Regions from separate parts of the Homo sapiens genome. Here region 2 is linked to region 1. A link is an interaction called in ENCODE POLR2A ChIA-PET data of the cell type or tissue named here. Cell type or tissue: Panc1. All regions are shown on one strand. Each heading gives the region's core, and the rest is flanking DNA. Links, peaks and the distances in the headings are about the cores only. Region 1 has its middle 13 kb from the start of CDK5R2. Region 2 holds the start of LOC105373883 (a long non-coding RNA gene).

What was found. ChIA-PET counts read pairs that join two places held together with the same protein. Peaks named below come from ENCODE experiments on the same cell type or tissue, not always from the same donor. Only the 100,000 strongest peaks of a DNase experiment are listed, where the experiment ranks them.
Region 2: POLR2A ChIA-PET joins it to region 1 with 9 read pairs; 2 of 35 experiments call an interaction of 5 or more read pairs at or near these places.

The regions. Positions count from the first base shown.
Region 1 is chr2:218,940,912-218,953,409 of GRCh38, reverse strand. It overlaps the pseudogene KRT8P30. Among named protein-coding and RNA genes, the nearest start is that of CDK5R2, 13 kb to the left of the region's middle. In Panc1, for the core only: no CTCF peak of the experiment used is centred there; no DNase peak of the experiment used is centred there.
Region 2 is chr2:219,359,872-219,371,755 of GRCh38, reverse strand. LOC105373883 (a long non-coding RNA gene) reads left to right here and starts at 1,704. Exons shown (of 2, transcript XR_923917.3): 1 at 1,704-3,405; 2 at 8,948-9,254. RefSeq lists an enhancer at 9,144-9,193. In Panc1, for the core only: no CTCF peak of the experiment used is centred there; no DNase peak of the experiment used is centred there; H3K4me3 peaks cover 765 bases; H3K27ac peaks cover 6,176 bases.

The DNA.
Region 1 (12,498 bases), core at 2,920-10,919:
CCCAAGTGAATAGCTGTGGCAGCCCCTCCCAGCCTGCCCCTTCTGTGGCTGCCCCAGAGTCCGGGAGGGAGGCCACTGTGCAGGGGAGCACAGGGAATGGGAGACCCACCTGAGGCTCAGCCCTAGCCCTCAGCCCACCTGCAGGGGAGTTTACTGCGTGGGACACCTCCTTTGCCCATATCTCCAGCTACAAAACAATTCCGTTTTTTCCCCCCAAAATAAAACTTCAGCTAGTTCTACCAACTGGCAAAAAAAAAAAAAAAAAATGGACTATCATCATAAGGTTGTAAGATTTTATTTAATCATGCAATGCTCAACAATGCTTGTATATCACATGTGCATGGTGTTCATAAATGTTAATTGTTAACAAATTATACTGTCATCATTATTTTTACAGAGCAGGAGGAAAGCTTTGCCTGACCCGTGCCATTAGCATTTTTTTTCTCATTAGAACATTTTTCATTAAAGGGCCAGGGTGGTACTATCATTTCTTTTTGTTTGGTTTCTGAAACCCAAATTTATATCTGTGCTTTCCTCTCAGATACTGTGCTCATACCCACTGCTACTCAGACTGTTCCTGGGGGTGGTTTGATTTGCTTCCTAGGGTCATAAAGACCGACAGCATATTAGGCACTGGTCCCCTTTTCTGGTCCTGTTGCAGGCCACTTTAATTTTCTGAAGCTCTGAATATTAATTCTGGGCCAGGTTCCATGCTGGCCCCAAGTCCTGACCGTGCTTTCTGGGAGCTGTACTCTGGCTACTCATTCCACACCCCATGGTCTCCCCAAAGCTCCAGAGACTCTATGGAGAGTCAATTCTGCTTTTCAAGGGCTTTGAGGAAAATGTTCAATAAGATTATTAAACCACATGAGCAGATACTATTTGAGAAACTGTAGCCTACACAGTACTGGGCTAGGTGGTGGGAACACAAAAAGGTGTGAGGTAGGGCTCCAGCCTTCAAAGAATGTACAGCATAGGTGGCAGAGATATGAAAAATAGTGAGAAATAGCAATAAAATGATGTGTCCTAGGGCCAGTTACAGATAATGGGATTTGATGACTCGGCTAATCCTGCCCGCCCCCCTCCACCTTCCACCATCACAGCTAATCCATCTCCAGCTTGTCCTAAATTCATATGCACACAGAGTTAGAATCCATTTTTTTTTTTTTTTTTTGAGACGTAGTTTCGCTCTTGTTGGCCAGGCTGGAATGCTATGGCGTGATCTCGGCTCACCGCAACCTCCACTTCCCAGGTTCTAGCGATTCTCCTGCCTCGGCCTCCCGAGTAGCTGGGATTACAGGTATGTGCCACCATGCCTGGCTAACTTATTGTATTTTTAGTAGAGATGGGGTTTCACCGTGTTAGCCAGGATGGTCTCGATCTTCCGACCTCAGGTGATCTGCCTGCCTTGGCCTCCCAAAGTGTTGGGATTACAGACGTGAGCCACCGTGTCCGGCCAGAATTCATTTTTAACTGGGGTCTGGCTCCTGCACCTGGAACTGTGTTTGCTCCAGTGCATGGCCTTCCTTGTCCAACCCCAGGCTGTGATGATAAGCACTGTTCCCAAGGTAGAACCAGGCCTCAGCAACCCCCTGCTCACAGTGACAAAGGGTCCTACCCCCTCTGCATGATAAGGGTTATGAGTAACTTCTGTGTGAAGATCGTGGTAGGTCTGCTTACTGCTCCGACGTCTTAGACAGGGGCCTTTTGTTGACTTCCTATTTGTCCAGAATTGGGGGCGGGTGGGGGATGGGCTTCAAAGCAGGTTCATTAATTTACACTTGCCTCTGTCTGGTTCCTAAATATAAAGACAATTCTTTATGTTGACCTCCTTTGAGTAAAAAGACATTCCTAATTTATAAGCTAGAGCCCCACATATACTTGCTTTTGAGTAGGGAGCAGAGGCGGGTAAGGTCGTCCACTAGATTACTGGGTCCTAAACTACTCTGCCCAGCAGAACCACCTGGGGAATTTTGTAAACATATAATTTCCGGGCTCTACCTCAGACCTATGGAATCATAATTTCTTTTTTTTTTTTTTTAGGCGGAGTTTCATTCTTGTTGCCCAGGCTGGAGTGCAATGGCATGATCTTGGCTCACCACAACCTCTGCCTCCCGGGTTCAAGCGATTCTCCTGCCTCAGCCTCCCAAGTAGCTGGGATTACTGGCGCAGGCCACCATGCCCAGCTTATTTTGTATTTTTAATAGAGACAGGGTTTCTCCATTTTGGTCAGGCTGGTCTTGAACTCCTGACCTCGTGATCAACCCGCCTCAGCCTCCCAAAGTGCTGGAATTACAGGCGTGAGCCACCACGCCTGGCCTGGAATCATAATTTCTTTGAGTGGGCTCAAGATGAAATCCCTGTAAGAAAAAAATTAAAAGGGAGGAGAAAACTCTAGGAAATGGCTGGGTCCCACCTGTTCTTTCTGGAGAGCACCACTGTTGTCTCTCTGGCCAAGCCTCCCGCCCCACCACTCCATGGTAGGAATACCCTAACTTCCTCCTGGGAAACCACTTCTCCCACATTCTCAATCCATGTGGCTTACATGGGGCTAAGCCCTCCACAAGACATAGATTAAAGACATAGACTTTGCCAGCTCCCATCCTAGTGACAAGGGTTCAGGGAGGGGCTGGTAACCCAAATCAGGCCAATGAGACTCAATTCTTGGAGTTTTAGAGAAACTGTTGGGAAAGAGAGGCTTTCCTTCCTCTGAGGTTGTCAAGCTGGTGGAATGAAAGCCTTGATCTGCTGGTGACTCTCTTGTCCCCACATGGAGAAAGGCCACCTGAAGTCATGCACAGGAAAGCAGAGTCAACAGATGGGGGGGACAGATTCCTGACATAATTTTAGCCCCTAGATCCAGCTAAACCTGATACAGTTGTATGACGCCATAAATCCACACTGCCCCCACCCCCTGACCTTTTTTCTAATCTTAAGGTAATTTGAGTTGCAAATCTAATTCTTGCAAGCAAAAATATCCTGATGAATGGAACTTCCTGCCTGGAGATTTTCCTTGTGGAAATTTGTAACTTCAGGGGCATACATGTTTGGTCTGAATAAATGAGGAAGGCAGTCCCTGATATCTGGTTGTCAGTTAATGACAAAATCTGGAAGAGGCACTGTGGACCACAACCCGGGTTCTGATCCTCTCAAACCTCCCAGTCCAAACCATAGCTGGTGTTTGGAGTTCATCAGCTTCCAAGGACCCTTCCTTAAAGGAAAAGTCATTTCCCTGAGGCCTGCACAATTGTCAAGTCTTTCGGGGCTGCTGCAAGACTGCATTCCTTAGGTATCAGCTTCCTGCTCAAATAAGAGATTTGATGCTTTACCGTCCATCATGCTTCTGAATCACATTTGTCCACAACAAGTGTAATAGGCAGCTGTAGGCACACAGAGCCGCTTGTTATCATCAGGGCTATTAGCACAGTGTCTCTGGAGAAATGGGGACAGAGGTGGGTTTGAGCTTTAAGCTGCCTGAGTTCTTGTTGGCTAAGACTACAGGACCTCTTGTCTGGACTGCCTTTGGGGAGCTTTCTCAAAGGAGTGATTGGGGCTCTGATCAAACCACAATTACCTGGTTACAGCATGGTTCACACCTGCCTTTTAAAGAAACTCCAAGGCTATTTTCAAGTAGTTTGTGTATTATTCTGCAATGGGACAATGTTTTTCTATCCCACCTGGTGGAATTCAATGGGTAATTGAACATCCAGTCATAATTCATCTTTTCATTTTTTCCATTCATTCATTTACTCGGTACAAATTTGTACGAGGAACTGTCTTTTAACTTTTTTTTTTTAATTAAATCTGACTTTTAGACGAATCCTATTGCAGGTGGAAGGTTATGCTGTCTTAGTTGGTATGGAGACTTTGTTCTCCCTCCAAAGACTATACATTTCCAGAAAATGGACATTTCCAGAAAATTTCCTATTTTAAGGCCGATTAATAACTTTAATTACATCTGCAACAATCTCTTTCACCATATAATGTAACATAATTATGGGAGTATCATGGGGCAAAAAAACCATGGAGGCCATCTTAGAATTCCAGCTGTCACTGTATCTATCTCTTTACCTATCAATTAGGAGAAAATTCTTCATTTTGTTGTTGTTGTTTGTTTTTAGACGAAATCTTGCTCTGTCACCCAGGCTGGAGTGCGGTGGCATAATGTCAGCTCACTGCAAGCTTTGCCTCCCGGGTTTAAGCGATTATCCTGCCTCAGCCTCCCAAGTAGCTGGGATTACAGTAGCTCACCACCACACCCAGCTGATTTTTGTATTTTTAGTAAAGACGGGATTTCACCATTTTGTCCAGGCTGGTCTCAAACTCCTGACCTCAGTTGATCCACCCGCCTTGGCCTCCCAAAGTTCTGGGATTACAGGTGTGAGCCACTGTGCCCGGCCTGTTGTTGTTTTTGAGGCAGGGTCTCAAAAACCTGTTGCCCAGGCTGTAGTGCAGTGGTGCAATCACGGCTCATTGCAGCCTTGATCTCCTGGACTCAAGCAATCCTCCCGCCTCTGCCTCCAAGGTGCTGGGACCACAGATGTGTGTGCCACCATGCTTGGCTAATTTTTTAAACTTTTGTAGAGATGGGGTCTCTATGTTGCCCAGCATGGTCTTGAATTTCTGGGCTCAGGCTATCCTCCCACCTCGGCCTCCCAAAGTGCTGGGATTACAAGCATGAGCCACCACACCTGGCCAGTTGTTCATACTTTATGTAAGTGAGACCATACTATATTAATCTAATACTTGCTTTTTTTTTTTTTGCTTTACATTAAGTTTGTAAGATTTATTTTTGTTGATAACCTTGTTGATTTTTATTTTTCCTGCTGCATAACATTTCACTGTATGAGTGTAGTAAGTTTTACTTATTTGTTCTCTTGGTGACGGATAATTAGTTTGCTTTCAGTTTTTTATTATTACAAACAATTGTGTTATAAATATTATTTTATATGTCTATGTCTCTGGTGCACATGTACAATCATTTCTCTAGGAATATGCCCAGTGGAGTTGCTGGGTTATTGGGTATACATATTCAACTTTACTAGATCTTGCTAAATTGTTCTCCTAAGGTGTTGTACCAACTTACACCCTGCAATGCATACGAGTTTCTTTTTTCTTTCTTTCATTTTTTTTTTTTTTTCGAGATGGAGTTTTGCCCTTGTCATTTGTCACCGAGGCTGGATTGCAATGGTGCTATCTCGGCTCGCAGCAACCTCCTCCTCCCGGGTTCAAGAGATTCTCCGGCCTCAGCCTCTGGAGTAGCTGGGATTACAGGCGCGTGCCACTACACCCAGCTAATTTTTTTATATTTTTAGTAGAGACGGGGTTTCCCCATGTTGGCCAGGCTGGTCTGGAACTCCTGACCTCAGGTGATCCACCCGCCTCAGCCTCCCAAAGTGCTGGAATTACAGGCGGGAGCCACGGCGCCCAGCCTGTGCATGCAAGTTTCTATGGCTCCGTATCTCCACCAACTTGTGATATTGTCAGGTTTAAAATTTTGGTCATTCTGATATATGGGCAATAATTCACTTTAGTGATATATAAATTTTACTTATTCAACAAATAAATATTTATCAAGTGCCTCTACATGCCAGGCAGTGAACAAAATAGACAAAGTCCCTGCCCTGTAGAGTCGGAAAGGCCAACAAATATATATTTTTAGATACTGATATAAGTATTATATAAAAGTATTAATATTATAATTAATAGTTATATATATTAATCGCATGTGGCTTTTCCACTGGCTTACAAGACCCAGAATGATCTTCCCTCTGCCCTTACCACTTCAACCCCACCCCTTACTCTGTCCCCACCACACTGGCCTCCCATTTTGGCTTTGCACTGGCTGTCTTTGTCTACTTGGAACACCCTCTCCCAGTTACAGACAAGGCTTACTTCCTCACCTCATGCAACTCTTTGGTCAAAAGCCATCATCTTAATGAGGTCTACCCTAATCAGTCTGCTGTGGACTATTCGTGGCCCCCAAAATTCATTTGTTGAGGCCTAACACCCAATGTGATGATATCTGAACACCCAATGTGATGATATTTGGGGCCTTTAGGGGGTAATTAGGTTTAGATGAGGTCCTGAGGGTGGGGCCCTCTGATGGGTTTAGTGTCCCAAGAGAGCTTGCTGTCTGTCTGCCAGGTGAGTACACACAAAGCAGGCAAGCCTGGAAGAGATCCCCCACCAGAATCCTGCCATCCTGGCATCCTGACCTCAGACTTCCAGCCTCCACAACTGTAAGAAATAAATGTATGTCGTTTCAGCTACCCAGTCGATAGTATTTTGTTGTGGCAGCCTGAGCTAACTAAGACACAAATTGCATCCTGCCCCTGGCCCTGCCAGTCTCTCATCTCAATCTCCTGTCCCCTGCTCCATTTTTTTCTCTGGAATTTGTGATCTGCTAAACTACTAGATAATTTTATTCATTTATTATGTTTGTTTCACCACATACATACTAGAATATGAGATCCAGAATATTTGTCTTTTTTGTTCATAAATGTATTCTAAGTGCCTAGAATTCAGTGAATACTTGCTGAAGGAATAAATGCTGTGGAGGAGGCAGCATTCTATTTCATATAGCATCTGGGAAGGCCTCTTTGATAAGGTAGACATTTCCCAACTGTTACTGGAATTGAGCTTTTTTTTTTTTTTTTTTTTTTTTTTTTGGACAGAGTTTCACTCTTGTTGCCCAGGCTGGAGTACAATGGCGCAATCTCAGCTCACCACAACCTCCACTTCTTGGGTTCAAGCAATTCTCCTGACTCAGCCTCCCAAGTAGCTGGGATTACAGGCATGCACCACCATGCCTGGCTAATTTTGTATTTTTAGTAGAGATGGGGTTTCTCCATGTTGGTCAGGCTGGTCTTGAACTATGACCTCAGGTGATTCACCTGCCTCGGCCACCCGAAGTGCTGGGATTACAGGCGTGAATCACCTCGCCCGGCTGGTATTGAGCATCTTTTTGTGGTATTTCTTCCTTTTGTGACCATCTAGGATTTCCTCTTCTATTAACTACCTGTTCATCTCTTTTGCTTTTTTTTTTTTTTTTTTTTGAGACAGAGTCTCGCTCTATTGCCCAGGCTGGAGTGCAGTGGCGCGATCTCCGCTCACTGCAAGCTCCGCCTCCCAGGTTCATGCCATTCTCCTGCCTCAGCCTCCCCGAGTAGCTGGGACTACAGGCACCCACCACAACACCCGGCTAATTTTTTGTATTTTTAGTAGAGCCAGGGTTTCACCGTGTTAGCCAGGATGGTCTTGATCTCCTGACCTCGTAATCCGCACACCTTGGCCTCCCAAAGTGCTGGGATTACAGGCGTGACCCACCACGCCCAGCTCTCTTGCTTATTTTCTATTGATTGGTTTATCTTCTCTTTTAATTTGTAGATTTTTTTAAAATAAATCTTGAATGCCAGTCCCTTGTTAATTACATGTAGTTTATATCTTCTCCTAGGCTACATGTTACTTTTTTAAAAAATGGTGTCTTTTTGCCTGTAATCCCAGCACTTTGGGAGGCCAAGACGGGCAGATCACCTGAGGTTGGGAGTTCGAGACCAGCCTGACCAACATGGAGAAACCCCGTCTTTACTAAAATACAAAATTAGCTGGGCATGGTGGCACATGCCTGTAATCCCAGCTACTCAGGAGGCTGAGGCAGAAGAATTGCTTGAACCTGGGAGGCAGAGGTTGCCGTAAGCTGAGATCACGCCATTATACTCCAGCCTGGGCAACAAGAGTGAAATTCTGTCTCCAAAAAAAAAAAAAAAAAAAAAGAGTGTCTTTTGATGAGTGGAAGTTTTTTATGTGTTATGTATCTTTTCCTTTAAGGTTTGCATATCTAATTTTAGAAGTCCTTCCCTCATTTGAAATCAATATTCTCCTAAACCTAGAACTTTAAAAGGTTTTTAAAAGTTTTAAGGCTTACATTTGTTTATTGAAGCTATGTGTTTTTATTTGGGTGTGAATTAGGGATTTTTTTTCTTCTTAAACAATGGAAAGCCTCTTTTCCCAGCACCATTTATGGATTAGCCCTTTTTCCCACTGATTTTCAGTGCCACCTCTCTCATGAATACATTTTCCACATTTGTGTGGTCTATTTCTGAGCTCTTTTCTCTTAGACTTGTCTATTTATCTAATCAGTACAGAACTGTTTACTAAGGCTGGGAACCCCAAGGGGCCAAGTCTGGTCTGGGTGACTCTTTGTGTAGCCTTCTTCCTAGATAAGAGCCACACTCACTCTCTCTCTCTCTCTTTTTTCTTTTTTGAGACAGTCTTGCTGAGGCTGGAATGCAGTGGTGTGATAATGGCTCACTACAGCCTCAACCTCCTGGACTCAAGTGATCCTCCCACCTCAGCCTCCTGTGCAGCTGGGACCACAGGCATACACCACCATGCCCAGCTAATTTAGAGCCACTCTCCTGATGCTCATTAGCAAGCCAGCCTCTGGCCCCTCCTAGGCTTGGTGATATCACCCCTCACCTGTCGCAGCTCCTGCCTCTCTCTTCCCAAAAACCTCTGCAGCTTTCACTTCCCCAGCATGATCTTAGTTTAGGCTTTCACAAAAGACTGGAAGAGCAGTGGCCTGGAAGCAACATCTGAAATATCAACTTTTTTGTGACCAGAGACACCAAGGGGGATTGGCAAGAGGAAAAGATGGAGTCGGAGGCTCCAGGCTCAGTCCTTGGAGCTCTTCTCTCTGTATCCTCTTTCTAGGTGAAATTCACCCATATGTTGATGACATTCAAATTTACGTCTCCAACCTGGATCTCTCTTTTAAACACCAGACCTACTTGAGATCTCCACTTGGATGTATTATAGGCATTTCAACATGGCCAAAACCAACTCCTGATACTCCCTCCCCACTTGCTCCTGCTGCTGCTCCCATCTCCGTTAACAGTAATTCTAGTTTACTAAATCTCAGATGAATGTTTTGGAGTTATCTTTGACTCCTCTTTTTATTTCACGCCCATATTTAATGCATCAGCAAATCTGGATGGTTCTGCCTGCAAAATATATCCAGAATTCAACCACTGCTCACTACCTCCTTTGCCTCCACCCTGGCCCAAGCCACCACTATCTCTTGCTTGGTTTATTGCAATAGCCCCCTAACGGTTCTTCCTACTTCTTCCCTACCTGCAGTGCTTTCTCAAAATGGTAGATAGAGTGGTCCTGTTAAAATGAAAGCCAGATCATGTCACTCTTCTGTTTAACACCCTCCAACGGCTCCCATCTCTGGTAGAGGAAAATCCCAAGTCTTTACTATGACCTACAAGGGCCTATTGGTAGATTAAAGATAGTCACAAATTATTTGACACTCTTCCCATTGAAAGGTATATTGCTATCTCCCTTTCCATGACTTCTTTGACCAATGAAATATGGCAGAAGTGGCCAGTCGCGGTAGCTCATGTCTGTAATTCCAGCATTTTGGGAGGCCAAGGCAGGTGGATCCCTGAGGTCAGGAGTTCGAGACCAGCCTGGCCAACGTGGTGAAACCCCGTCTCTACTAGAAATATGGCAGAAGTGCCACTGTGTCTGTTTCTGTGTCCAGGCCTTAGAAGACTGGCATTTTCTATTTCCTGTCTCTTGAAACACTTGCTCTTGGAACCTTCAGACACCATGTAAGAAATCCAGCTATTCTAATAGAGACCACATGGAGAGGCCCTGAGACTACATGGAGAGGAAGAGGGGCCTAGCTGAACCCAGCCTTCCAGCTATCTCCCCCAGGCACCAAACATGAGAGTGAAACCACGTGGAATCCTACAGACCAACCCATCTGCCAGTGAACATCAGAGTGACCTTATTTGATGCTAGTAGAGCAGAAAAAAATGCCCAGTTGAATTTTGTCCAAATTCCTGATCCACCAATTGTGAGATACAAAAAGGTGGTTGTTTTAAGCCACAAAACTTGAGATAGTTTCTCATGCAGAAATAGAGAACCAAACCAGCTAATCCGACCTTGCCCCCTTCCATCATCTTCATGACCTCATTTACTGCCTTTTTTTTCCCTCATGCCTCTCTAGTCATCGCTGCTTCCTTGCAGTTCCTCAAATCCTCCAGACCAGCTTCTGCCCAGGACTTTTGCATGTGCTGTTCCCAGTGTACATTCTTCCACCTGCACATAAATAAAGCAGTGTAAACTGTAATTACTGTTTTGAGCCCTACTTTTTTCAGTTTATATAAATCTTTCTGTTGGAATAGTCTACTAAAACATTTTTTTTTGAGACAGTGTCTTGCTCTGTTGCCCAGGCTGGAGTACAGTGACACAATCATGGCTCACTGCAACCTCACCTCCTGAGCTCAAACAATCCTCCCTCTTTAGCCTCCTGAGTAACTGGGACTACAGGGGCGCATCACCACATCCAGTGAATTTTTTAAATTTTTTTGTAGACACAGGGTCTCACTATGTTGCCCAGGCTGGTCTCAAACTTCTGGGCTCAAGCAATCCTCCCACCTTAGCCTCCCAAAGTGCTGGAATTATAGTTGTGAGCCACTGTACGTGGCCTAAAACATTTTTTAGTGGACACAGTGTTCATTTGTGTGGCTATTTGTTTTACCAACATTTAATTATGAAAACTTTCAAATATACAGAAAAATTGAGAGATTTGTACAGTGAAAACACATCTATTTGCCACCTCAAGTCTATAATCAACCTTTTACTATATTTGCTTTATCACATATCTATTCCTCTATCCAACTTGCTCTTTTAAATACATTTCATCCTATTCAACATAGTACTGGAAGTCCTAGCCAGAGTAATCAGTCAAGAGAAAGGGAAAAAAGGCATCCAAATAGGAGGAGAGGAAGTCAAGCTATCTCTCTTTGCAGATGATTTTATACCTAGAAAACCCCATAGTCTCTGCCCAAAAGCTCCTAGATCTATAAACATCTTCAGCAAAGTTTCAGTATACAAAGTCAATGTACAAAAATCAGTAGCATTTCTATACACCAACAACAGTCAAGCTGAGAGCCAAATCATGAATGCAATCCTATTCACAATAACCACAAAAAATACCTATTAATACAGCTAACCAAGGAGGTAAAAAATCTGTCCAACAAGAGTTACAAAACACAGCTGAAAGAAATCAGAGATGACACAAACAAATGGAAAAATATTCCATGCTCATGGACTGGAAGAATCAATAGTGTTAAAATGCTCATACTGCCCAAAGCAATTTGCAGATTCAATGCTATTCCTATCAAACTACCAAGCACATTTTCACAGAATTAGAAAAAAAAATATTCTAAAATTCATATGGAACCAAAAAGAGACCAAATAGCCAACACAATCCTAAGCAAAAAGAACAAAGCTGAAGGCATCATACTACCTGGCTTCTAACTATACCATAAGGTTACAGTAACCAAAATAGCATGGTAACAAAAACAGACACACAGACCAATGGAACAGGCTTAAGAACCCAGAAATAAAGCCACACACCTATAATTGTCTATCTTCAACAAAGTCAACAAAAGCAATGGGGAAAGTACTCCCTAGTTGCTGGGATAACTGGCTAGCCATGATTGAAACTGGATCCCTTCCTTTCACTATATACAAACATCAACTCAAGATGGATTAAAGACTTAAATGTAAAACCTAAAACTATAAAAACTCTAGAAGAAAACATAGGAAATACATTCTGGACATAGGCCCCGGAAAAGATTTTATGAGAAGACACCAAAAACAATTGTAACAACATCAAAAATTGATAAATGGGAACTAATTAAACTAAAGAGCTTCTGTACAGCAAAAGAAACTATCAACAGAGTAAACAGATAACCTAGAGAATGGGAGAAATATTTGCCAACTATACATCCACAAAAGTATAATATCCAGAATCTATAAGGAGCTTAAATCAATAAGCAAAAACAAACAACCCAATTAAAAATGGGCAAAGGACATGAACAGACGCTTCTTAAAAGAAGACATATATGTGGAAAAACCATATGAAAAAATGTTCAACATCATTAATCACTAGAGAAATGCAAATCAAAATAATAATGAAATACCATCTCACATCCATCAGAATGGCTATTAAAAAGTCACTGGGTACAGTGGCTCATGCCTGTAATACCAGCACTTTGGTGGTTGAGGTGGGAGGAGTTCAAGACCAGACTAGGCAACACAGTGAGACCCCATCTCTACAAAACAAAATTTTTTTAAACTTAGCTAGGTGTGGTAGCATGCACCTGTGGTCCCAGCTACTTGGGAGGCTGAGGTGGGAGGATCACTTGAACCTGGGAGGCAGAGGTTGCAGTGAGCTGCAATCATGCCATTGGACTCCAGCCTGGGTGACAGTGAGACCCTATCTCAAAAAAAAAAAAAAAAAAAAGTCAAAAAATAACAGATGCTAATGATGTTGTGGAGAAAAGGAAATATTTATACACTGGTGAGAATGTAAACTAATTCAGCCACTGTGAAAAGCAATTTGGAGATTTCTCAAAGAACTTAAAACAGAGCTACCATTGTAACCAGCAATTTCATTACTGGTCATATACCCAA
Region 2 (11,884 bases), core at 119-8,118, 420 kb before region 1:
TAATCCCAGCACTTTGGGAGGCTGAGGTGGGCGGATCATGAGGTCAGGAATTCGAGACCAGCCTGGCCAACATGGTGAAACCCCATCTCTACTAAAAATACAAAATTTAGCAGGTTGTGGTGGTGGGCGCCTGTAATCCCAGCTACTTGGGAGGCTGAGGCAACAGAACTGCTTGAACCTGGGAGGCGGGGGTTGCAGTGAGCGGAGATCGCACCACTGCACTCCAGCCTGGGCAACAGAGCAAGACTCCGTCTTGGAAAAAAAAAAAAGTTATACCAAGTATGCCTGGCTCTCCTGAACCCCCACCCCTGCTACCCCCTATTCTACCTCCTCCGCCTCTTCTCCCACTGTTGCCCCAACCAACCCTTCTCTTCCTCCTCCTTGGCCTACTCAACATGAAGACGACAAAGATGAAGACTTTATGATGATCCACTTCCACTTAATGAATAGTAAATACATTCTCTCCCCCCCCCACCTTTTTTTTTTTTTTCAGACAGTGTCTTGCTCTGTTGCCCAGGCTAGAGTGCAGTAGCAAGATCTTGGCTTAGTGCAACCTTCACCTCCCAGGTTCAAGCGATCCTCCCACTCAGCCTCCTGAATAGCTGGGACTACAGGTGCCCACCACCATACCCAGCTAATTTTTTAATTTTTTAAAGAGACAGGGTCTCACTACATTTCCCAGGATGGTCTTAAACTCCTGGCCTAAGCATTCCTCCTGCCTCAGCATCCCAAAGTACTGGGATTACAGGCATAACATTTTCTTTTCTCTAGCTTATTTTATTGTAAGAATACAGTGTGTAATACATAGAATATACTTCATATGTGGTAATCTGTTTATGTCATCAGTAAAGCTTCTGGTCAACAGTAATTAAGTTTACAGGGAGTTAAAAGTTATACATGAAGGCTGGGTGCAGTGGCTCATGCCTGTAATCCCAGCACTTTGGGAGGCCGGGGTGGGCGTGTCACCTGAGGTTCGGAGTTTGAGACCAGCCTGACCAACATGGAGGAACCCTGTCTCTACTAAAAATACAAAATTAGCCGGGCATGGTGGCACATGCCTGTAATCCCAGCTACTCGGGAGGCTGAGGCAGAAGAATCACTTGAACCCGGGAGGCAGAGGTTGTGGTGAGACAAGATTGTGCCATTGCACTGCAGCCTGGGCAACAAAAGCGAAACTCCATCTCAAAAAAAAAAAAAATTGGGGTATTATTTCCATATAATAAATTATACACTTAAAGTGTAAAATTCTATGAATTTTGACAGATATACCATATACACCTGGGAAACCACCACCACAATCAAGATACAGAACCTTTCCATCATCCTCTTGTACCCCTTTGCAATCAATCTCTCTCTCCACTCCTGACGTCCAAGCAACCATTGATCTGCTTTCTGTCACTATAGATTAGTTTACCTTTTTTAGAATTTTCTTTTCTTCTTTTCCTTTTTTCTTCTGAGACAGACTCTCATTCTGTCACCCAGGCTGGAGTGCAGTGACGCCATCTCGGCTCACTGCAACTTCTGCCTCCTGGGTTCAAGCCATTCTCCTGCCTCAGCCTCCTGAGTAGTGGGGATTACAGGTGCGTGTCACCACGCCCAGCTTTTTTTTTTTGTATTTTAGTAGAGGCGGGGTTTCATCATGTTTGCCAGGCTGGTCTCAAACTCCTGACCTCAGGTGATCTGCCCACCTCAGCCTCCCAAAGTGCTGGGATTATAGGCGTGAGCCACCACGCCCAGCCCCTTTTATCTTCTCTTCCTCTTTCTCCTTTTTTTTTCCTCCTCCTCCTCCTTCTTTCTCTTGTATTTGTCCATTCTCCTTTTTCCTTAACTTAGTCTATTCTGTGTATTTTCTAAGTACCAGGATTCTTATTTGTTTGTTAATGCTAAGTGTGGTGGTGGTAAACCCTGCATGCTGTAGTATGACAGTTACTAGACTTTGACTGAGTGGTGGCTGTCCTTTGTAGGCCAGGGTTCACAGTAGGGAATGCTACCAGAGAACTGAGCTCCCTGATGTTAATGGTGATAGTAGGACTTCAGAGTAACAGTGGCCAGGTGGCAACATTTTACCATCATAGTTTGTGGTGTTTTCTGTCTCCTAATTATGCTGTAAGCATGGATTGTGTGTGTGTGTGTGTGTGTGTGTGTGTTGTTTGTTTGTTTTGAGACAGTGTCTTGGTCTGTTGCCCAGGCTGGAGTGCAGTGATGCAATCTTGGCTCACTGCGGCCTCAACTTCCCAGGCTCAAGTGATCCTCCTGCCTCAGTCCCCCTGAGCAGCTGGGACTACAGGCATGCGCCCCCACACCCAGCTAATTTTTTTTAATTTTTAGTAGAGACACGGTCTCACTATGTTGCCCAGACTGGTCTTGAACTCCTGGACTCAACCAATTCCCCCCACCTTGGCCTGGTATTACAGGTGTGAGCCACCATGCTCAGCAATTATGTGTATTCTTCCCCTTCTTTCTCTCTTCATTGACAAAATGATTTTAGGAGCGTGTCTAGAAAGGCTGGACTTATGCAGCTGCCGTTATCCTATGGGGACTGCAAATGTTACTTGTTAATGCAGTAAAATGTTGAAGGGGTTTGTAGAAGACACTGTTGGCAACTTACCTGTATCCGTCACTTTTACCATTTCAGTGTACACACTACCGTTTTCAGCTGCCAGCATCTGCACTTCTTGCCTGAGGGCTTTCTTTGCTGCTTGACTACAGTTTTCCACTCCCATGGCAGTTGGAAGTGCTGGGGAATTCAAGCTCCATCCCACAGCAGCTCTAAACAATAACTGGCAAGACTCTGTGTCTGAATACCACAGCTCCCTCCCATCTGGGGTGAGAGAACTCTGAGGCATGTAGTTTACACTGGCTCCCAGAGTCCCCCCAGCAGAATTCTGCTCCAGAGATAAGCCTGATAACACATGCCTCTATTGGCCACCTTCCCTTCCTTGTCTCCCTTTCCCACTCCCCAACCAATGTTTTCCTTCACCTCCCAGTAAATTCCTGTACACAGATCCTTGTCTCCGGGTCTGCTTCTGGGAAAACTGAAACTAAGTTAGAATTCTTCTGAGATTTTTAGATAAGGATGTCTGCTATTCTATTACGATTCAGCATTTTACTCTAGGTCTTTAGCTATGTACTAAAACAAGAAAAGGAATGAAAGAAAGGTGGAAAGGGAGGAATAAAACTTTCTTTTTATATTATTTGTTATGTAGAAAATCCAAAAGTTATACTATTTGAATTAATAAGTTATTTATTTATTTATTTTTGAGACCGAGACTCGCTCTGTCACCCAGGCTGGAGTGCAGTGGTGTGATCTTGGTTCACTTCAACCTCTGCCTCCAAGGTTCAAGCCATTCTCCTGCCTCAGTCTCCCGAGTAGCTGGGACTACAGGTGCACACCACCACACCCAGGTAATTTTTGTACTTTTAGTAGAGACAGGGTTTCACCATGCTGGCCAGGATGGTCTTGATCTCCTGGCCTCGTGATCGGCCTGCCTCGGCCTCCAAAAGTGCTGGGATTACAGGTGTAAGCCACTGCACCCGGCCGTAATGAGAGAGTTTATCAATACAGCTGGCTGAAAAATCAACATACAAATATCAATTTTATTTCTACATACCAATAAAAAATGGGTAGAAAACGAAATTTTTAAAAGGTTTACTTCTACAAGCATAAAAATCAAGTATCTGTCAATAAAGTTATGCAAGATCTCTACAGAGAAAATTTGTGTGTGTGTGTGTGTGTGTGTGTGTGTGTGTGTGTGTGTGTTTTTTGAGACAGAGTCTTGCTCTGTCACCCAGGCTGGAGTGCAATGGTGTGATCTTGGCTCACTGCAACCCTCGCCTCCCAGGTTCAAGTGATTCTCCTGCCTCAGCCTCCCAAATAGCTGGGATTACAGGCATGTGCCACCATGCCCAGCTAATTTTGTATTTTTAGTAGAGATGGGATTTCACCACGTTGGTCAGGCTGGTCTTGAACTCCTGACCTCAGGTGATCCGCCCGCCTTAGCCTCACGAAGTGCTGGGATTACAGATGTGAACCACCACACCCGGCCTCTATAGAGAAAATTTTATGTAAGAAGGTCCAAATGATTTGGAAGATATCTCTTATTCATGATGTGAAACTCAATATTGTAAAATATGTTATCCTCCAAATTGATACATAGATTCAGTGCAATTCTAATAAAAATACCGACAGTTTCTCTCCTCCTCCTTGCTTTTCTTCTTTTTGTGTGGGAGTTGACAAGCTGATACTTTTTTATAGCCAAGATTTGAGCTGGGTGTAGTGGTGCGTGCCTGTAGTCCTGTCTACTTGGGAGGCTGAGATGAAATGATTGCTTGATCCCAGGAGTTAGAGATCGGTCTGACAAACATAGTGAGACCCCGTATCTTAAAAATTTTTTTTAAAAAAGAATCGAAGAAGACAACTGCCTTATTTGTTGTCAAAGCTTATTATAAAAACTACAGAAATTAAGATAGTATATTCTTGGTTCAAGAATAAAACTCACCAATAGAACAGAGACAAATGAATATTTGATACTTGGTTTATGACAAAGGTGGCAATTTGGTTTTTTTTTTGTTTGTTTGTTTTTGAGATGGAGTTTCACTCGTTGCCCAGGCTGGAGTGCAGTGGCGCAATCTTGGCTCACAGCAACCTCTGCCTCCTAGGTTCAAGCAATTCTCCTGCCTCAGCCTCCTGAGTAGCAGTGATTACAGGCACCTACCACCACGCCCAGCTAATTTTTGTATTTTTAGTAGAGATGGGGTTTCGCCATGTTGGCCAGGCTGGTAATGTACTATAATAAAGTGGACATCCCAAGAATGCAGGTTTACTTCAACATATTAAAATTAATTAATGTAATACATTATATTATAGAATAAAGAGCAAAACCCACATGATCTCAATTGATGCAGAAAAAGCATTTGGTACAATCCCAAACCCTTTCATAATAAAAATATTCAACATTCAGAAATAGAAAAGAGCTTGCTCAACCTGATAAAGGCATCTATGAAAAACCCACGGCTGGCTAGGCACAGTGGCTCCCGCCTGTAATCCCAGCACTTTGGGAGGCCGAGGCGGGCGGATCACCTGAGGTCAGGAATTGGAGACCAGACTGGCCAACATGGCGAAACCCCATCTCTACTAAAAATACAAAAATTAGCTGGGTATGGTGGCATGTGCCTGTAATTCCAGCTACTAGGGAGGCTGAGGCAGGAGAATCGCTTGAACCCGGAAGGTGGAGTTTGCAGTGGGCCGATATCGCGCCACTGCACTCCAGCTTGGGTGACAGAGCAAGACTCGGTCTCAAATAATAATAATAATAATAATTTCTTCATACCTTGCATACTTTGCATACAAAGTTGTTTCCCTCCATCCTATGATGTCTAATTGTTTTATTTATGTATACTTATTATAAGTTTTAACCCTTAGTGACCCTAATTTGCTGTGAAAACTAGGAAGCAGGCAATTGTGAACTGCCTGTCATATATCGGCATCTTGTAGTAGATTAGTAAATTTATGAATATACTATTTTATAATTTCAGGAACATATGCTTCCTAATATAGTACAGTCTTTCAGTGTGGCAAAGAACATGCTTATTAGTAGACCCAAATATATTTAGCTTCTCTATATCATATAAAAATAAGATGCCAGAAGTATATACGCTTAAATTTATGCTTAGTAGTTAATGTTTCAGTAGTTTATCTTACTTACAAATGGTTCAGACATTTAATGAATATCTACTGCTTAATTTAACCTAACTTTAAGTTTGCAAGTTACCAAATAAGATTTGGAAACTGATTCAGGCAGACATACTGTAACATCAAACAAAGCTAGCCATCATCTCAAGTTATTTTTCTTGTTGACAAATCAGGTAAGTGTAAAAAATGGCCAGGCATGGTGGCTTACGCCTATAATCCCAGCACTTTGGCATGCCGAAGTGGACAGATCCCTTGAGCCCAGGAGTTCGAGACCAGCTTAGGCAACATGGCCAAACCCCATCTATACAAAAATTGTCTGTCCATGGTGGCATTCTCCTGAAGTTTTAGCTACTTGGGAGGCTGAGGTGGTAAGAATTGCTCGAGCCTGGGAGGTTGAGGCTGCAATGAGCCATAATCATGCCATTGTACTCCAGCCTGGGCAACAAAGCTAAACCCTGTTTAAAAAAAAATAACAGAAGCAAAAAACCTAAAAATTTAAATATATGGTTCTTCTCTGTCTTTTTTTAAAAACTGCTATGCTTGATATGCATCAAGCAATTTATTTTTATTGTATATTTTATTCTTAGTTTAGATTTATAGTTTTATAACCTTAAACATCTAGTTGATATAACATTGTTTGACCAGTAAACCCAGGTAAAATAAAATTGTAGTTCTGCATTCTATTTAATGCTGACAACTCCAAAGACATTTCTGCTTTTATTTTATCAACAATTTTTTTTTTTTTTTTTTTTTTTTTTTTTTTTTTTTTTTACAGAGCCTGGCTCTGTCACCCAGGCTGGAGTGCAATGGAATGGAGCCATCTTGGCTTACTGCAACCTCCGCCTCCTGAGTTCAAGTGATTCTCCTGCCTCAGCCTCCTGAGTAGCTGGGATTACAGGTGTGTACCACCACGCCCAGCTAATTTTTGTATTTTTAGTAGAGGCGGAGTTTCACCATGTTGGTCAGGCTGGTCTTGAACTCCTGACCTTGTGATCAACCTGCCTCGGCCTCCCAAAGTGCTAGGATTACAGGCGTGAGCCACTGTACCTGGCTTTTTTTTTTTTTAATCTATATAAACAAGGTCTCACTCTGCTGCCCAGACTGGATTGCAGTGGTGTGAACACAGCTCACTGCAGCCTTGAACTTCTAAGCTCAAGGGATTCACCTGCCTCAGCCTCCCAACTAGCTGGGATTACAGGCGCCTGCCACCACGCCAGTCTAATTTTTTGTATTTTTAGTAGAGGCGGGGTTTCACCATGTTGGCCAGGCTTATCTTGAACTCCTGACCTCAAGTGATCCACCCACCTCGGCCTCCCAAAGTGCGGGGATTACAGGCGTGAGCCCCTAAGCCCGGCCTACTTTTTAAACTTTTTGTAAAGACCAAGTCTCAGTATGTTGTCCAAGCTGGTTTCAAACTCCTGGGCGCAAGTAATGCTCCTGTCTCAGCCTCCCAAAGCACTGGGATTAGGGGTGTGAGCCACTGCGCCCAGCCTGCCAACAATCTTAAAACTAATTTTATTTACCCAAAAGACTTAACAAGGCCCATGTGTTCAGATTCCTGTCTGTGTCCCCATCTTTGGAGGAAGGACACCTTTCACATGGGGAAAGGATCAGGGAGATCCCTTCAGGAGAGAAGGATCAGGGAAGTCAGAGAGATTGTCCTGCACATGCTGTTTCTCAGATCCTTCCAGCTTAAAATATTCAACATGCCAGTGTGCCATGTTTCTGGGTGGCATGTCCTGAACCCTCTTATTGGATAGTATAAATGGCTATTCACTCTGAAAATCTGTTGAGCTGTATCTTTACATTCTGTCTACTTCTGTTCATATGTATTACCTTTCATAATCAAAAGGTAAAAATACTTTTTTTAAAAAAAAGCATAAAAGCTTCTAAACACAAAAGTTGGTGTCAGAAATATTCTAAATGGAAAGAGGAAAAGAGTGGCTCCTAAGATGACTGGATTATTAGAAGTAAAGAAATGCCCTCCCTTCTTGCCCAATAAACTCCAGAAGCTCCCAGAGTGGCCCTAGGCGAGAAGAGATGAGAGGGAGGGTCAGCCGTGCTCTCCAGGGAAATCCCCTTGTTTTCCCCAGGCCAGCCCCAAAGGGGCACTAGTCTACACTGAACTCTCAACTTCCAGGCAATAGAGACCACCCTTTCTCTGCTGCTTTATTTGACAGCTTAGGAAAGACTGAAATGTTCAAACAAAAATGAACAACAACAGAAAGCCTTGACAAAGGAAAGCCAGATGCAGAGGACCATGGATCCACATATCCTAAATGCAAGGGAGAGCCTGCTCTCCAGGCTCCAGAGCCTTCCACTCATGGGCTACCCCAGGAATAATAGGGACTCCTCCCTGAGTCTCCCCACTCCTGACTCCAGGCTTTCCTCCCACAGCAGGTGACATTCCTAAGTTTGTATGCATGTGCCAGCACACATTTATATATACAAGTGCAATATGTACATAGTAATGCACACACATATTCTCAAACCTACACACATACACCTCACACACATACATAAACGTAACATATATACACCTACACACACATAAACAGACACATGCGGACTTACACATGGACATCTATACAGAAACACACACATGTAAGCATACATGCACACACACAACACAGGTGCACATGCACATACAATGTTTGCAAACATATACAGCCACAGGCATAGACACACATATACACCTGGATACATATACAAACCCATCACACATGCATACATATGCTCATTCACATACTACAAATACATACAAAAAGGCATACACATATATGCACACATGCACAACATACAAACACAGAGACATGCATGTAGGCATAATACATGCATGCATACTCGTGCGCAAAAAACACACATGTGCAATACACAGATACATATACATAAATGCATGCATACACATATGCAGACAATACATAGATACATGTCACACAAACATATTGCTATATATCCATATATACATATGCAAAAACATACACATATATACACAAACACACACATCTTTATGTACACACCCACAAACACACACCCCACATACCCACACGCACATACTGCATGTGATAGCCATCCTACAAGATGACCTCCAGTGATCCTTACCTCTTGGAATTCATGCCTTTGTGTAGTCCCTCCCACAGTGTATCAGGGTTGGTCTCTGTGGCCAGTATAATATGGCAGAAATGATGGCATGGGACTTCCAAAGCTAGGTTTTAAAAACACTGTGGCTTTTGCCTGGTTCTCTCTCTCTCTCAGGTCACTCACTCCAGAGGAAGCCAGCTGCTGTGTCATGAGGCACTCAAGCAGCCATATGGAGAGGCTGATGTGGTAGGGAACTGAGACCTCCTGCCAACAGCCAGCATCGTCTTGCCAGGAGGGTGAGTCATCTTGAAAGTGGATCCTCTAGCCCCACGCAAGCCTTCAGAAGACTACAGCCAACCCTGAGTAACATCTTCACTGCAACTTCAAGAGAGACCCTGAACCAAAAATACCCAGCTAAGCCTCTCTCAGATTCCCAGTCCACAGAAACTGTGAAATAGATGTTTATAGTTTAAGCGACTAAGCTTTGGGGTAATTTGTCATGTAGCAATAAGCCATAGATATTCTTTGCTAAAACTGGATTTTTAAAAAAAGTAATAGACAATGAATACAAGTACACTACATGTACACATATACACATTGACACACACATCCCATCTACATACACAAATACATCTCCCACACATACAAACCTACATACGCACACACAAACACACATGCATACAGTACACATTGATTCATACAAACACATGCACACACATATAAACACATGGACACAACACCCATGCACAAACATATAAACACATGTATACACATATAAACACATGTACGCATGCGCAAGTCCCGAGAACCCACTTCTAGAGTCTTTGGGCTCTTCACCATCTAGATGCCCACCTGGGGCTCCCCATAGAGCTCTGACCCATCTCGGAGGAGCTGCCTCTTCTCTCTCTTTTTTTTTTTTTTTTTGAGATGGAGTTTTGCTCTGTCACCCAGGCTGGAATGCAGTGGCACAATCTCTGCTCACTGCAACCTCTGCCTCCCGGGTTCAAGCAATTCTTCTGCCTCAGCCTCCAGAGTAGCTGGGACTACAGGCACATGCCACCATGGCCAGCTAATTTTTGTACTTTTAGTAGAGACGGGGTTTCACCATGTTGGCCAGGCTGGTCTTGAACTCCTGACCTTGTGATCTACCCGCCTCGGCCTCCCAAAGTGCTGGGATTACAGGCGTGAGCCACCGTGCCTGGCCTGAGGAGCTGCCTCTTCTCTAGGAGATTCCCACCAGAGGTGATCCTGTCCTTGAGGGAAGACCTTGTTTCCCGACAAAGGGTGGTGGCCTGAGTCTTGCAGGCCTCAGTGCAATGATAGCACCATCCCCACTGGCTATCCAAGAAGAGGCACAGGCATGGTGGCCCACCCTCTCCCTATCAAGGTGGGCAGCCTTTGTTCCCTGGGGTCAGGTGGGCTGTCTCACACCTTCCCCCTGGTGAGCTGTAAGGCAGGTCTCCTGGATTCTGCTCCTGATTCTCTACCAGACCAGGCCTCTCTGCCCTTCTGGGTTTCAAGGTCTTTCACCTTGAAACCTTGGGGCATAGCCGAAATCTACAAACCCAGAGAGGCTGAAGCTGAAAGGAACTAGAATTCAACTCACAATGCATTTGTGCAACACGAGGCTGCTTTATATCCATCATCTCATTTCATTTTCACAGTCACCCTGATGAGCTGCCCATCTAACAGATAAGAGCACTGAGGCAGAGGTGTTTCATCTGGGGCCTCAGGACCCAAAATCTGTTTCATTTTGGAGCATCCAGGCTGAGCTAGGTCCTGAGCCAGACACTGAGGATGTGATAGCAAATCAAACAGACATGTCTTCTGTCCTCTTGAAATTTACACTCCAGTGGGGAGACGCAAATAAACAAGTAAACAAAGGAAGAAGTCCATCGGCCGCGGTGGCTCATATCTGTAATCCTAGAACTTTGGGAGGCCAAGGCAGGTAGATCACCTGAGGTCAAGAGTTCAAGACCAGCCTGGCCAACATGGTGAAACCTCATCTCTAATAAAAATACAAAAATTAGCTGGGTGTGGTGGCAGGCGCCTACAATCCCAGCTACTTGGGAGGCTGAGGCAAGAGAATTGCTTGAACCCAAGAGGCAGAGGTTGCAGTGAGCCAAGATCGTCATTGCGCTCCAACCTGGGCAACAGAGCAAAAACTCCATCTCAAAACAAACAAAACAAACAAACAACAACAACAACAACAACAAAAAACGAAGAAGTCATGGACAGTGGTAAGAGTCATGAAGGTAATGAAGTGACAATTATTCCTAGGGACCAGAAACTACTTGGTGGGGAGGGTTATACTAGAACAAAGAGATAACAATGGAGGGTGGGGAGAAGCAGAAATGGCCTTTGAGAAGGACTCAGGTGTTCAAAGAATGGAAAGGAGGCTGGGAACAGAGAGAGCAAGATGAGAGAAGGAAATGAGGCTGGAGAGGAAGGCAAGGCTAGATCACGTTGGGGCTCATAGGCCATGGTCGGGAATTTAGCGTTTATTCAAAAGTGTAAATGAGGTGATCCATTGGATGGTGTTAAGCAAGGGAATAACATGCTTTAATTTATATTTTGGAAAGCTTCTCCTGGTGCTTAAGAGATTACAGGGAGGCAAGAGTGGAACAACAAATATTCAACAAGAACGACTGAGCACCTACAGTACACCAGACACAATCCCAGACTCCTAGAACACACCCCAAGTCATTAGTTACTCCAGGCAACTAGATGAGATTCAATTTCTGTAACAGGTGAAAGACGATGGCCAGCTGGGCATGGTGGCTCACGCCTGTAATCCCAGCACTTTGTAAGACTGAGGCAGGAGGTTCACTTGACCCTGGAAGTTTGAAACCAGCCTAGGCAACATAAGATCTTGTCTCTATTAAACATTTACAAAAATAAAAATAAAAGAAAGATGATGGTGGTTTGAACAAGGGCAATGGCATTGGGTCTGGGAAAAATGTAAACTGTAAGAGAAAATTTTTGCAGGGAGAAACCTGAACAATGCATAGGAGGTGCCACTGACAGAGAGGGAGCATCAAAAAGAACAGTAATAGCCAACGTTAATTGAGTGCTTCTGATGTATGCTTATGATGTGCTGGTCCCATCATA